Regions from separate parts of the Mus musculus genome. Here region 2 is linked to region 1. The links are chromatin loops, found by intact Hi-C in ENCODE. Cell type or tissue: left cerebral cortex. All regions are shown on one strand.

What was found. Hi-C counts contacts between places; a loop is a spot of excess contacts. Peaks named below come from ENCODE experiments on the same cell type or tissue, not always from the same donor. Only the 100,000 strongest peaks of a DNase experiment are listed, where the experiment ranks them.
Region 2: a loop joins it to region 1, with 6 times the contacts of the local background. A loop is called at or near these places in 24 of 42 quality-filtered maps.

The regions. Positions count from the first base shown.
Region 1 is chr13:111,409,787-111,412,286 of GRCm38, forward strand. No RefSeq gene overlaps it. Among named protein-coding and RNA genes, the nearest start is that of Gpbp1, 79 kb to the right of the region's middle. In left cerebral cortex, a CTCF peak has its summit at 1,302 (motif pointing left); a DNase peak (open chromatin) is centred at 1,257.
Region 2 is chr13:111,237,028-111,239,527 of GRCm38, forward strand. No RefSeq gene overlaps it. Among named protein-coding and RNA genes, the nearest start is that of 3110015C05Rik, 8.8 kb to the left of the region's middle. In left cerebral cortex, CTCF peaks have their summits at 427 (motif pointing left) and 1,064 (motif pointing left); a DNase peak (open chromatin) is centred at 1,089; H3K27ac peaks cover 331 bases.

The DNA of each region.
Region 1 (2,500 bases):
GCTCCTGTATCCAGTAGGTGGGGCCCATTGTGTCATGTGCAGTCAAGTCACTGAGGTTTAAAAACTAAGTTTTGATGTCAGTGTAGCCTAACCAAGATCCTGTCACTACAGCGGCTGTAATATACTAACTGCTCCACCCTGTGTGTGTGCGTGTGTGAGCGTGTGTGTGTGTGTGTGTGTGTGCACACGCGTGTGCATGTGCGCGCGCTCGCACAGACTAGTTTAAGTAATTTTCTTGGAAACTTATTTGAATTCAAAATAGACTTGCAGCATTTTTGATAGATTGTGGGTGGATGGATGGACAGACAGACGGACAGTGAACGGGAATACTAGCAATGATCTAGCATGGATATTCGTGTCTTGGGAGCAAACCCCAGTTACACTTCTCCCTGCCACAAATCTATACCACAGACCAACACTAAGAAAAATATAATTTAGTAGAAGAAGGTGAAGTCTGGGATCTACTTCAAATCTGATTCAGGGGCACAATTTTCCTTAAGAGACACTCTCTAGAATGACTTCGTTTTATAAGTGAGGGAGGAGAGGTTACGGAACTCACTCAAGGTTGCATAACTCATGAGAGACCGCCATCATAACCCAGTGCTCCAAGCTCAGTTGGCACCTCTATTAGATGTTTTTACCAGAATATATCACCCAGTACCAACCATGTGAGTCCCGGAGACAGAGCTCCACTCTCTGCCAGCAGTGACCACACTCAGCCATCATATACAGCCAAATGTGGCACGTCTTTTCTCCCACAACTTAGACGGGGGAATCAGAAGCGGCAACTGAGAAGATATCCTGGCTTATCAGTCCCATCTTAAGCAGAGGAAACAGGATTAGAATGAAGCACCGAGCCAAATCCAGCACAGCTTTCTGACTGTCCAGTGCATCCTTCGAGACACTACAGGGTCATCCCTATGAGCACGCTCACAGGACCCCACCCCACCCCACCCCCCAGGGTTTACAATCCGTAACAGAGAGAGAGAGAGAGGCTGCCTCTCCCCAGAAGACTCAGTATGTCCTAAGAGGACCAAAGTTAGCAGTCTTTGAAAATGAACTGAGAGAGGTCCCTGCAGAAACACTACCTACAAGTGTGTGTGCTTGGAAAGCAAATCATGGAGCCAGGGAGGTGATGTGGAGGAAAACACAAAGCAAGCACAAAGATTTGAGTGAGGCTGGGTGCAGAGAAGCATCTTGAATATCAGGGCAGCTCTTTCTTGACGCTAGTCAGCAAACACCTCCTCTTTTACAGGAAAACAGCTTTGGAGCTCGAATGAATTTTTGCCGACAGTGTTTTGCCGCCCTCTAGTGTTCGATTTTTAATTTTAAAAAGGCATTTAACACACCTGGATTAACGTGGCCTTTCATCCCTTCCAGTCTCCTGGAAGTTAATGGTTTTTGGACTGTCATTGCACTAGGCAGATTGAATCACAAACGTCAGTTAAAGACACAAGTTTCGTTGCTGTTTACTAACACAGGATCTTAGTATATAGCTCAGCCTGGCCTTGATCTCACTATCTTCCTTCCTCATCCTCCCAAATGGAACATGCATGCACGATCATGCCTGGTGCATGTTATAATAGACTCTTATGAAAATGTAACATACACATATGAGTGAACATTGTGAACAATAAATATGCTGTACAGTTAAAAAGAAAGCTAGGGTGCTTTCATTTTGTTTTTCTTCACCAAAAATACTGCAAATATTTGAGAAGACAGACATGTTTGTCATCATGTAAACGTCACATAAAATGTACATTTATCAAGACATCATGTGGTACTGATAAATATGTAAAGATGTGTATACCAATTTTAAAATAATACTTCTAAAAATCTAATACTTACCTGACAACTTCTTAGCACATAAATGTCCTTTCTGGGTATAGAATTTCAGTTATGTGCTATGCGTGCATTCTTGAGATCTCATGTGCAATAAAAAGGATGGCCACAACACATAGCCCTGTATTATTCAGTTTAAAAGGAAATTTTTACAAACGTTCTTTCTGCCTCTCCCTCAGATACCACCCACTAAACTGGGTTGCTTGAGTCCCACAAGCAAGGAGGAAACTCGAAAGACCACATGATAAAGCCAGGCTGTAAGTCACTATCTGGGTTACTCTAATATAGTTTAAGAAGAAAGTAACGCTATGCCTGAGAGAAGTCTTCAGTGCTCCGGTGATTTCCCAACCAGATCAGGCATCTGGAGACTAGTGTTTTATGTATAGAACCTTGACCCCAGAGCTTTTGAAAAAGTAGCATCAAGATATATATAAAAGAGAGGCGAGTGCGAGGCGATGTTTCCTGCCATGATGATAATAGATTAAACCATTATCTGAAATGCAAGCCATTTTTTTTTAAGTAAGAATTGTTGTGGCCATGGTTTCCTCTTCCGAGCTATTGAAACCCAAACAAGGACAGGGTATACTTGGACTTGGACGAAGAACCATCAATGAGAAGAGGATGCTAGGTAGGGGACACCAAGGAAAGGGGCGCATGC
Region 2 (2,500 bases), 170 kb before region 1:
CTAGGAAGTAGAATAGAGTGATCCTAAAATTTGGCTAAAACTGTAGTTTTAAACTTCTGCATTTTTCCTAACTAGTGAGCTTTTTTTTTTTAAGTATAGTTTTTCTCCTCCTTACCTGCTAACATCAAAAAGAATCAAAAAGTATAGGAACCATATATCTGTGCTTATTATTAATAAGAAACTATACTCCAAATTATCTATCTTCTTTCAGGATGACATGTGCCTCATCTTTACTTTATCTTTTCAAAGTCATTAGTTTGTTTTGGTTTTTTTCTCCCTCCATTAAAAATATCCCAAGAGGGGGCTGGGGAACTAGCTCAGCAGTTAAGAGCACTTTGTCCCTCTTGCTGCAGAACCAGTTCAATTCCCAGCACCTATATAGCAACTAGGAACTGTCTGCAACTCTCATTCTAAAGCATCTGATGCCCTCTTCTGGACTCCTAGGGTAGTACACACAAGGGGTGCACATATCACACATACACAGAGAGAGAGAGAGAGAGAGAGAGAGAGAGAGAGAGAGAGAGAGTTAGTTTCAGGTGTGGTGGTACATGCCTTTAATACTAGCATCACGAAGAAATATCTAGCCCCAAACATCAACAACAGCAGTGCTGAGAAACCCTGGTCTATAAATACAAATGGTCCTGTATATACAAAGTCATTCTGGATGTACAAGATCGGACAGTGGTGGCGCATGCCTTTAATCCCAGCACTGGGGAGGCAGAGGCAGGCAGATTTCTGAGTTCAAGGCCAGCCTGGTCTACAGAGTGAGTTCCAGGACAGCCAAGGCTATACAGAGAAACCCTGTCTCAAAAAACAAAACAAAACAAAACAAAGCAAAACAAAGGAAAACAAAAAACAAAAAACAAAACAAAAAACAAAAACAAAAAATATCACTAATAAATAATAGAGTCCTGCACCAGTGGTCATATAAATAGTACAGTAAAGGTACTATATACACCTGAGCGCAAAGTCTAAAGAGTCAGGATTTGTAGCTGCTCCCTTTATTTCAAGTTTGCCTAGCAACAGAGATGCCTAGTTAGGTGCTAAAGAATGTTGCTGCCATCTAGAGGAAGAGAGGAAAATTTCCTCCAAATGCCACACTACTTATTCCAAGACCATAAGCGGCAGGATCTCTGCCACATGTTTTTCTTTCATAACACTAAAGAGAGAAAAGAAAAAAATCACTTATCTCCAGTCTGAGTGTATAGTATGAGACTGAAAGCCTGTGTTTCTGATAAGGACACCAAGTGTTTGATTTTATTCTCATGCTTAACTGCAGTACAGAGTGGCCCCAGAATTCTCTTGTAAGACCTTTCTTTCAACACATCATTTTCTCCAGAGCATAGCCAGATAGCAATAAGTTGCAGGCCGCTTATAAATCACAGTGATCCATTCACTTTTACCAAACTATGAAATGTTAAAAGGTATATTAGCTCAAATAAAATGAATACAAAGAAGAACCAAGTTGTGGCTGGAGAGATGGTTCGGCAGTTTAAAAAAACATTGATTTTGCAAAAACATTGATTTTGCAGGACCTGTTTCAGTTCCCAGCGTACACGGGGTGGTTCCCAACCTTCTCTACCTATAGTTTCAGGCAATCTGAACTTCTAACTTCCTTGGACACCGGGCATGCATGTGGAACACAGACATAGATATGGGCAAAAACTCCTACACACTAGATGTGTGTGTGTGTGTGTGTGTGTGTGTGTGTGTGTGTGTGTGTGTGTGTGTGTGTGAAAGAGAGAGAGAGAGAGAAAGAGAGAGGGGGGATTATAAAATCGATAATAAGTAAATAGATGATAGACAAACAGACAGACAATAGACAGTAATAAGTAAATAGATGATAGATGATAGACAGACAGACAGATGTATAAACTAAAGAAACCAGGAAGAAAAACACAACCATGTCTTGAAAGACATAAGTTTTTTCTCTAAACAAACATAATGTGACCCCACACACACACACACACATGCACACAGGTAGACAGACACAAATACACTGACACACACATATATATGAACACACAAAGACACAAGATACACATTCACAGAGACAAGTACACATACACAAAGATACACACACAGCCTACAAATATAACTGTAGAAACAACTTCTCTAAGAACTTGAAATGTGTGAAAAGGTTTGTTCATTTTTGCTTGCTTGTTTGTTTGTTTGTTTTCTGTTTCCTCTCATTTCTGGAGAAGCTGTTGGACAAAATAAATGGTTCTTCCTCCTCACTCTCTCTATGGGGTATCCTTACTGCATCCCACCACTAACATCCTTCCTCCTTGAGGTTTCGGTAGAGCATCCCCATCACCTTCCACCTCTGACATTCCACTGTGACACAATATCCCATCCCGGTCTTTCTTCATTCAAGAAGGAAAGCCTTGAAGGAAACTTCAATCAGGACAAAAGAGAGCCTCGTAAATAAGACATGGTTCCAGAGCAGAAAGAATAATCTGATGGCCAGCAACACCCCTTTTACGGCTCATGGGCTACA